Regions from separate parts of the Homo sapiens genome. Here regions 2 and 3 are each linked to region 1. Evidence: chromatin contacts called from ENCODE Hi-C or POLR2A ChIA-PET data. All regions are on one chromosome and are shown on one strand. Each heading gives the region's core, a stretch centred on a gene start or an enhancer-like site at or near the end of the contact. The rest is flanking DNA. Distances are from core to core; before and after follow the strand shown.

Region 1 (2,917 bases), core at 418-2,917:
GCCCCACCCATAGGAATCTTTTTAGCCACTCAGCAATTTAATAAACCAGGTAAAATCCTAGCGTTTCCCATGGCATCCCATCGCAAAGACAGAGCCTGTGACTGCAGACCCACACACCCACACTCCCACACTGGGCTTACTCGTCCAGGTAACACTTTGGTTTGCAGCACTCCCAAATCTGCACGTGCCTCTCACAACACAACGCTGCCACAGGTCCACAAGCTGGTGGGCTGAGCAGAGGTGGGAAAGTTAAGGCAGCTCCAGCCAGCCTGGCCCGGGAGGCTGGTCCCCCCAGCACTTCCCTCTACTAGGTGCATCTGAAAACCCACAAACCACCTTCTTTACCAGTTTTCCCATCCCCACCCCTTAGAACTCTCAGGTCCCTTTTCCTGCCCCCATGTCCCCATTTGAGTTAAATTCAGATCCACAGCTTGCAGGAGAAAGTCAGTGGCCCCAGACACACGTAACAGGGTGAGCACTGAAATAAGAGCACGCTGGGGCGTCCACACCAAGGGACTACGCCCCAGTCTGCCCACCTATCTTTTCTCCATCATTAACCCAGCGCTCTTTCTCCCTGGACTTCCAAGTACCAATGACCTTGGGGCTTCTTTGCAGTTTAAAGGGAAAATGCTCTACAAAATAATTTCACTTTCAAACATTTCAGCAGAAGAATAAAATCTTTTTTCTGAATATCTAGTAAGCCTTTCTGAGTCAGCCTTACTTATTTTAAAACATTGTAGAAATACAGAAACCACAACAGAGGTGGAAGGGAGGCTTTTGTTTTTTTTTTTTTGAGACGGAGTCTCGCTCTGTCGCCCAGGCTGGAGTGCAGTGGCGCGGTCTCGGCTCGCTGCAAGCTGGAAAGGGGGCTTTTAATGCCCCTATGCCCCTACCCAGGAACAACACCTCTGTGTTTTGGTGTGGCTCCTTTTGTATTTTTCTGCACATACATTTTATTAGGCAAGTTAAGGTTATACTGTGTGTTTTTTGTATCTCACATGTAAAAATGTGCTCCTCTTAATGTAAGCATTTTCTCATTTTATGAAAAAATTCCCCCTGTGTCAGTTTAATGTTTTCTCAATTGTCAGTTTTATGGGTTATCACAATGTTTTGATTATTCCTTTCTGGAATAACTGTGAGTTATGGAGCACACTTAAGGACTTTCCAAATGTTGGCTGTTTCTAACTTGGCGCTGAGCGCCTTTGGCCGCCTTTCCGATGATGCCCTCGGGACGCGTTGGCAGGAGGAATCCCTGGGCGCAAGGCGCGGCTGGGCCAGCCCCTTACAAAGCCCTACGAGCTGCGGGGACCCAGGCCGGGGCAGCGGGGGCCACGCCCCATCTCCGACCCCACGGGGACCGGGCCGGGACTGCGCCAGCGGGGGCCTCGCCCCGTCTCTGACCCCAGAGGAACCGGCAGCGGGCAGCACGCGTGGGCCTCTCCCCGCGGGACGCCGGACGCGCAGCCAGACGCGCTCCCCAGGCCCCCTCCGAGAGCGAGGACGCGCCCAGGCCCGCTCTGCCGGAGCCGCCACTGGGGGGCGTAGCGCGGACGCGCACCCTTGCCTCGGGCGCCTGCGCGGGAGGCCGCGTCACGTGACCCACCGCGGCCCCGCCCCGCGACGAGCTCCCGCCGGTCACGTGACCCGCCTCTGCGCGCCCCCGGGCACGACCCCGGAGTCTCCGCGGGCGGCCAGGGCGCGCGTGCGCGGAGGTGAGCCGGGCCGGGGCTGCGGGGCTTCCCTGAGCGCGGGCCGGGTCGGTGGGGCGGTCGGCTGCCCGCGCGGCCTCTCAGTTGGGAAAGCTGAGGTTGTCGCCGGGGCCGCGGGTGGAGGTCGGGGATGAGGCAGCAGGTAGGACAGTGACCTCGGTGACGCGAAGGACCCCGGCCACCTCTAGGTTCTCCTCGTCCGCCCGTTGTTCAGCGAGGGAGGCTCTGCGCGTGCCGCAGCTGACGGGGAAACTGAGGCACGGAGCGGGTGAGACACCTGACGTCTGCCCCGCGCTGCCGGCGGTAACATCCCAGAAGCGGGTTTGAACGTGCCTAGCCGTGCCCCCAGCCTCTTCCCCTGAGCGGAGCTTGAGCCCCAGACCTCTAGTCCTCCCGGTCTTTATCTGAGTTCAGCTTAGAGATGAACGGGGAGCCGCCCTCCTGTGCTGGGCTTGGGGCTGGAGGCTGCATCTTCCCGTTTCTAGGGTTTCCTTTCCCCTTTTGATCGACGCAGTGCTCAGTCCTGGCCGGGACCCGAGCCACCTCTCCTGCTCCTGCAGGACGCACATGGCTGGGTCTGAATCCCTGGGGTGAGGAGCACCGTGGCCTGAGAGGGGGCCCCTGGGCCAGCTCTGAAATCTGAATGTCTCAATCACAAAGACCCCCTTAGGCCAGGCCAGGGGTGACTGTCTCTGGTCTTTGTCCCTGGTTGCTGGCACATAGCACCCGAAACCCTTGGAAACCGAGTGATGAGAGAGCCTTTTGCTCATGAGGTGACTGATGACCGGGGACACCAGGTGGCTTCAGGATGGAAGCAGATGGCCAGAAAGACCAAGGCCTGATGACGGGTTGGGATGGAAAAGGGGTGAGGGGCTGGAGATTGAGTGAATCACCAGTGGCTTAGTCAACCATGCCTGCACAATGGAACCCCGTAAGAAACCACAGGGATCAGAGGGCTTCCCGCCGGGTTGTGGAACACACCAAGGCACTGGAGGGTGGTGCGAGCAGAGAGCACAGCATCACTGCCCCCACCTCACACCAGGCCCTACGCATCTCTTCCATACGGCTGTCTGAGTTTTATCCTTTGTAATAAACCAGCAACTGTAAGAAACGCACTTTCCTGAGTTCTGTGACCCTGAAGAGGGAGTCCTGGGAACCTCTGAATTTATAACTAGTTGATCGAAAGTACAAGTGACAACCTGGGATTT
Region 2 (3,361 bases), core at 763-3,262, 82 kb before region 1:
CGTGTCTCAAAAAGAATTCTTTCCATTTTTCAACCCCCTTAAAAAACGTAAAAACCGGCCAGGCGCGGTGGCTCACGCCTGTAATCTTGGTACTTTGGGAGGCCTAGGTGGGCGGATCACCTGAGGTCGGGAGCTCGACACCAGCCTGACCAACATGGAGAAATTCCATCTCTACTAAAAATACAAAATTAGCCGGGCGTGATGGTGCATGCCTGTGATCCCAGCTACTCGGGAGGCTCAAGCGGGAGAATCGCTTGAACCCAGGGGGCAGAGGTTGTGGTGAGCCTAGATCGCTCCATTGCACTCCAGCCTGGGCGACAGAGCAAGACTCCATCTCAAAAAAAAAAAAAAAAAAAAAAAGTAAAAACCATCCTTAGCTCACAGGCTGTACAAAACAGGTGGAAGGCTGGCTTTGGCCTGTGGGTTGCAGATGGCAGTGCCCTGGCATAGACCATCTGACCAAATCCAGGGGATTCTTCTCCACCTATCCAAACCAGCTCTCTGCCAACCTCTCCAGGAAGCCTTCTGGCCACTCTTGGCCTAAACACTTCATCCCACACAGGGGCATATGACAACCAAGTGACGAAACTTAATTAAAAAAATCACACTGCAAACTACAAATCAAAAAACATATTGTCCTTCCCAATAATCACATGGAAAAGCTATGTTCTGTTCTAATGTTATCCAGAATAGTTTAAGAATTCAAGAATTCTTCAAGAATTGCAAGGTCAGTTAATAAGCCCTGCAAGAAAATTGCTCGCCGTCCTCTAGACCAGCCATGTCCAACAGAAACACTGCAGGAGACATAGATACAATTTTAAATTTTCTGGTAAGCAAAAAAAAAAAAAAAAGTGAAATTAATTTTAATAATTTTTAGCATAATATATCCAAAATATTATTATTTCAGCATATAGTCAATATGAAAACATTATTTCTTTATTTTTTTTTTATTTTTTGAGACGGAGTCTCACTCTGTAGCCCAGGCTGGAGTGCAACGGTGCAATCTCGGCTCACTGCAAGCTCCGCCTCCCAGGTTCACGCCATTCTCCTGCTTCAGCCTCCCGAGTAGCTGGGACTACAGGCGCCCGCCACCATGCCCGGCTAATTTTTTTGTATTTTTAGTAGAGATGGGGTTTCACCATGTTAGCCAGGATGGTCTCGATCTCCTGACCTCGTGATCCGCCTGCCTCGGCCTCCCAAAGTGCTGGGATTACAGGCGTGAGCCACCGTGCCCAGCCTGAAAAAATTATTAATGAAATCTTTTACATTCTTTTTTTTTTTTTAGAGACAGGTTGTCACCCAGGCTAGAGTGCAGTGGTGTGATCACAGCTCACTGTATTCTGAAACTCCTGGGCTCAAGGAATCCTCCTGCCCAGTCTCCCAAATAGCCTGGACTAAAGGCACATGCCACCAGGTCCCGCTAATTTTTTTATTTTTTGTAGAGATGAGGTTTCACTTTTTTGCCCAGGCTGGTCTTGAACTTCTGGCCTCAAGTGATCCTCCTGCCTCAGCCTTCCAAAGTGTTAGGATTACAGGCGGGAGCCACCGCACCTGGCCTATTTTATGTCCTTAAAGTCTCCAAAGTCTGCTGTGCATTTTGCACTTAAGCACGTCAAAGTTCTGCTCAGCCACGTTTTGGGTGCTCTGTAGCCTGCGCGGTGTCCACACTGGACAAGGCCGCAGCGGGGCTGGAGCCCACCTCCTTCTGTGTTTCAAATGGCTCTACTCAGTGTGATCGCTCCAGTTGCCAGAGCTGGCTGCACACAGCTCTCAGCTGCTTCCCCAAATCAAAACCCTCTTTAAGTGAAAATGTTTTGCCAGCACTGAGGATAATCAAAAGAATGTGCTGGAAGCTTTAAAGGAGATTCCGAAATACAAGTGTTCAAAATACAGCATTTTCTCCCATACCATGACAGGCAGAACCTCACTGTGGCTCTGCGAGGTGCGTCCCAACAGTGCAGCTTTACGGAGGAGAAGACAGGTTCTGACCACTCAGGGTCATTTCGTGAGCGGGAAACCCTGCAGCGTGAGACCTTCGTCCCCCACGTGCAGAACTCCGGCTCCTCCATCACCCGCCACCTGGGACACCAGGACAACCCCCCCCCGCCCCTCCCAGATTGTTCTGGAGAGACTGGGCTCTTTTTGGAGAAATGGAGCATGTCTATTAAACATTAGACAGGACTGTTTGCTCTCTAAAAACAATTCTCCTTATTTGTAAAGTGCATTTGCTGTTTCGCAAGAGGCTATTTCATCGAAATCCAACCTAGTTCCCAACCTCTGGTCACCAGCAAACTAGAAGTGGAGAATCCTTGGCCCATTTTTTAAAACTTTTTTTTAGTTATGAAACACACTCAGAGAAGGAAAAGGAAGAATACGTGTCCCTTAAATCACATAATCCTAAGACATTTATGTATTCTCTACTATATTTTGTGCCCTATAATGAATGAGTTAATGAAAAACCCACTCCTTGGAATTATATCATATCTTGCTTTCAGTTGGATCATAAATATATTTTCCCAGGTGAAGTATACTTATGATATAACAAACTTTAGGGTTGAAGTACATCCCCTAAAATTCCTGTGTTGAAGTCTTAAACCCCAGTACCCAAGAATGAAACTGTTTTTGAAGACAGCATCTTTATAGAGGTGATCAAGTTACCTTGAGGTCAATATGACTGGTGTCTTTATAAAAAGAGGAAGTTGGTAGCAGGTGCCTATATACAAGGAGAGTGCTGTGTGAATACAATGATGCCACCTACCAGCAAGGAGCAGGCCTGGAGCAGCCCCTCCCTCACAGCCTCCTAAGGAAACAATCCTGCCGACACCTTGATCTTAGACTTCCTGCCTCCAGGGCTGTCAGAGAGATTTCTATTGCTCAAGCCACCTGGACCCTGGTACTTTGTTAGGGCAGCCCTAGCAAACAAATATACCACATTATTAACACATTTAAAAAGTATAAGGCCAGGTGTGGTGGCTCACGCCTGTAATCCCAGCACTTTGGAAGACTGAGGCGGGCGGATCACCTGAGATCAGGAGTTCAAGACCAGCCTGGCCAACATGGTGAAATCCTGTCTCTACTAAAAAATACAAAAATTAGCCAAGCGTAGGGGCGGGTGCCTGTAGTCCCAGCTACTCAGGAGGCTGAGGCAGGAGAACTGCTTGTACTCAGGAGGTGGAGGTTGCAGTGAGCTGAGATGGCGCCACTGCACTCCAGCCTGGGAGACAGAGCGAGACTCCATCTCAAAACAAATAAATAAATAAAAATAAAAATTATAAATGCCAACCCTCCATCTTCATAGAATCAGCCGCCATTGCTAGGCATCTGGCTTCCAACTAGTGGCTACTGAAATAATAAACTCCAC
Region 3 (3,391 bases), core at 805-3,304, 100 kb before region 1:
GTAGTCCCAGCTACTCGGGAGGCTGAGGCAGGAGAATGGCGTGAATCTGGGAGGCGGAGTTTGCAGTGAGCCGAGATCGCGCCCCTGCACTCCAACCTGGGCGACAGAGCGAAACTCTGTCTCAAAAACAAAAAAAAAGAAAAAAACTTTCAGGATCTAGGACTAGGTCAGGAGTTCTTGAGCTTGACATGAAAAGTATGATTCATAAAAGGCACAACTCATAACCTGGACTTCATCAACATTAAAGTCTTTTGCTTTGTGCAAGATCCTGTTAAGAGGATGAAAAAAAGAACTACAGACTGGGAGAAATATTTGCAATCCTCATATCTAGCAAAGGACTAGTTTCTAGAGTGTATAATCAACTCTCAAAACTCAGTAGTCAACAAACAAAAAATGGATTAGACGATGTCTCTTTGTCTCTTTGGGTATCTGTCTTCATTGCAGTGAATCGTTTGTATACATTGTTTTATTACAGTCACAAAAGAAATCATGTATTAACAGGAATAAAAAAGCAGGTTGTTACCTGTCACTAGAACAATATTATCGCTTCTGGTTGCCACAATAAATCATATTATGACTTTTTCCAAAATCCTCCAACCAAAGGTTGTCCCCATAAGCCTTTCGATATATATTATTAAGATATAAGAAGATGCTTAAGAGACAAAGAGATCTTCCGCCAAAGAATCAGATACCTGGATGGCAAATAAACACACAAAACGATATTCGACATCACGAGCCATTAGGGAAATGCTGATTAAAACCACAATGAGATGTCACTACACACCCATCAGGATGCTTAAAAAAAATAATAGTGACAACCTCAAATACTGATGAGGATGTGGAGAAACAAGGCACTCGTAAATTTCTGGTGGGAGTGTAAAACGGCCCAGCCACTCTATGCAACAGTTTAGCAATTGCTTTAAAAACTAAGCACATAGGCCGGGAACGGTGGCTCACGCTTGCAATCCCAGCACTTTGGGAGGCCGAGGCGGGAGGATTGCTTGAGCCCAGGAGTTCGAGACCAGCCTGAGCAACATGGCAAAAACCCTGTCTCTATTTTTACTAGATAAAAAACGTATTTTAAAAAACTAATCACACAATCAATCCACATATGACTCGGCAAGTGCATTTGTGGGAATTTATCCTAGAGAAACGAAAACTTAGGTTCCAACAAAACCCCACACATGAATGTTCCTAGTAGCTTTATTCACAGTCGCCCCTGAATGGGAAGCCATGGTTCATGTCCATCAGTCCGTGAGCGCGTGGACCGTGGGGTGCTGCTACTCAGCAGTAGAAAGGAACAAGTTCTTGACACACAGGACAGCTTGGATAGAGCTTCACAGGATGATGCTGAACCAAAAAAAGTCCATCTCAAAGCTGACATCATGCAGGGTTCCAGTTACGTAAAATTCTTACAGAGGAGTGGTTGCCCTGTGCCAGGGCAGCGTGGAGGAACCCTGCGGTGGGGGAGTGGTTCTGCGTCTAGCTAGTGGTAGTAGTTGCCGGAAGCTACATGTATCCCAGTGGCACAGGATTCTAAACACACAAGCACAGATGGGTGCCTGTAATACCCGTGAGACCTGTGGACTGTACCAACCTCAATTTCCTGGTTTGGAGAGTGTACTATGCTTCTATGCAGGATGTCACCATGGGGGGAAGTGGGTGAAGGGTGTATAGGGCCTCCCGGTACTTTTTTTTTTTTTGCAACTTCCTGTAGTTACTTCGAAATAAAAACTTTTAAACGTGGCTAATGGAAAATTTTAAATCACAGAGGTGGCTCACGTTACATTTCTATTGGGCACTGTTAGCCTAAACCGGGGGATCCACAAACCATGGCCCGAGGGCCAAATTGAGGCTGCCCTCTGCCTCTGTACAGCCCATGAACGAAGACTTTTTTAAATGAATAGACTTTCTTTTTTAGAGCGATTTTAGGTTCACAGAAAAACTGAGCAGAGTACAGCGAGTTTCCCCTCAATGTACACACTTTCCCATACCATTAATGTCTTGCATTTGCGTGGTACATTTGCTGTAACTGATGAGCCAATATTGATACATTATCAGTAATAACTGACGTTCAGGGCTTCTACTAGGTTCACTCTTGGTGTTGTACAGTCTATGGGGTTTCAGAGACACAGTGGCAGGCGTCCATCATTGCAGCCTCACACAGAATAGTGTCACTGCAGCCGGGCGCGGTGGCTCACGCCTGTAATCCCAGCACTGTGGGAGGCCAAGGAGGGTGCATCACCTGAGGTCAGGAGTTCAAGATCAGCCTGGCCAACGTGGTGAAACCCCGTCTCTACTGAAAATACAAAAATTAGCTGGGTGTGGTGGCGGGAGCCTGGAATCCCAGCTACTCAAGAGGCTGAGGCAGGAAAATCGCTTGAACCCAGGAGGTGGAGGTTGCAGTGAGCTAAGATTGTGCCATTGCACTTCAGCTTGGGCACAAAGAGCAAAACTCTGTCTCAAAAAAAAAAAAAAAAAAAAAAGACAAGAAAAGAAAAGGAAAAAGAATAGTGTCGCTGCCTTTGGAATCCAGTATCTGCCCATTTATCTTTTTCTCCTCTTGAGCCCCCAGCAGGTGTTGATCTGTTTACTGTCTTCACAATTTTGCCTTTTCCAGAATGTCCTAGAGCTGGAATCATGCAGCTTGCAGCCTTTTCAGACTGGTGTTTTTTGTTTTTTTTGAGATAGGGTCTCACTCTGTGACCCAGGTTGGAGGGCAGTGGTGCAATCTAAGCTCACTGCAACCTCCGCATTCTGGGCTCAAGCAATCCTCCTGCCTCAGCCCCCCAAGTAGCTGGGACTACATGTGTGAGCCACCATGCCCGGCTAATTTTTGTATTATTATTATAATTTTTTTTTTTTTTTTTTGTAGAGACAAGGTTTCACCATGTTGCCCAGGCTGGTCTCCTGAGCTCAAGTGATCACCCACCTCGGCCTCCCAAAGCGCTGGGATTACAGGTGTGAGCCACCGCACCCGGCCCAGATTGGCTTCTTCCACGTAGCAATGTACATTTCAGCATCCTCCACATCTGCTCAAGGCTTGACAGCTCATTTCCTTTTATCCATAAACAATATTCCCTTGCAGGGAAGCGCCACCGTTCGCACATCCACCCACCACCACAGGGTATCCTGACTGCTTCCACCGCGCCCGTATGAATGAAGTGGTTACAAACACCTGCGTGCAGGTTTCATGTGAAGGATGGTTTTGAACATTTTTAAATGTTGAAAAAAATCCAGAGGAGAATATTTCACAACACATGAAAATTATATGAAATTCCACTTTCAGTATCCTTAATAAAACGTGAATGGGGCTGGGCGCGGTGGCTCACGCCTGTAACCCCAGCACTCTGGGAGGCCGAGGCGGGGGGATTACCTGAGGTCAGGAATT

What was found. A loop is a pair of places that touch in the nucleus more often than their neighbours do. ChIA-PET counts read pairs that join two places held with the same protein, here RNA polymerase II (POLR2A). Pooled maps may share reads with other maps.
Region 2: POLR2A ChIA-PET joins it to region 1 with 12 read pairs in WTC11. The contact joins the enhancer-like site here to the promoter of GAA in region 1. A Hi-C loop is called at or near these places in 7 of 168 maps with a recorded cell type or tissue (B cell, IMR-90, PC-3 and 4 more), 2 of 37 single-sample maps with no recorded cell type and 14 of 50 pooled maps. POLR2A ChIA-PET finds 5 or more read pairs at or near these places in 8 of 52 experiments (B cell, H1, HEK293T and 5 more).
Region 3: a map of naive thymus-derived CD4-positive, alpha-beta T cell shows a loop between it and region 1 (12-fold over the local background). The contact joins the enhancer-like site here to the promoter of GAA in region 1. A Hi-C loop is called at or near these places in 8 of 168 maps with a recorded cell type or tissue (B cell, IMR-90, PC-3 and 5 more), 2 of 37 single-sample maps with no recorded cell type and 17 of 50 pooled maps. POLR2A ChIA-PET finds 5 or more read pairs at or near these places in 12 of 52 experiments (B cell, CD4-positive, alpha-beta T cell, CD4-positive, alpha-beta memory T cell and 8 more).

Annotation. Positions count from the first base shown.
Region 1 is chr17:80,099,914-80,102,830 of GRCh38, forward strand. GAA (alpha glucosidase) reads left to right here and starts at 1,668. Exons shown (of 20, transcript NM_000152.5): 1 at 1,668-1,977. CCDC40 (coiled-coil domain 40 molecular ruler complex subunit) reads left to right here. Exons shown (of 20, transcript NM_017950.4): 20 at 1-700. RefSeq lists a silencer at 1,215-1,834 and an enhancer at 2,165-2,274.
Region 2 is chr17:80,017,344-80,020,704 of GRCh38, forward strand. The region is part of intron 1 of TBC1D16 (TBC1 domain family member 16); the gene reads right to left. Among named protein-coding and RNA genes, the nearest start is that of TBC1D16, 17 kb to the right of the region's middle. Within about 2 kb of position 2,013, at least 2 of the 41 ENCODE cell types and tissues checked have a DNase peak (open chromatin) inside an H3K27ac peak, as active enhancers do; they include thyroid gland, where a contact is called at or near this core.
Region 3 is chr17:79,995,662-79,999,052 of GRCh38, forward strand. All of the region lies in intron 3 of TBC1D16 (TBC1 domain family member 16), which reads right to left. Among named protein-coding and RNA genes, the nearest start is that of TBC1D16, 39 kb to the right of the region's middle. Within about 2 kb of position 2,055, at least 11 of the 41 ENCODE cell types and tissues checked have a DNase peak (open chromatin) inside an H3K27ac peak, as active enhancers do; they include B cell and CD4-positive, alpha-beta T cell, where a contact is called at or near this core.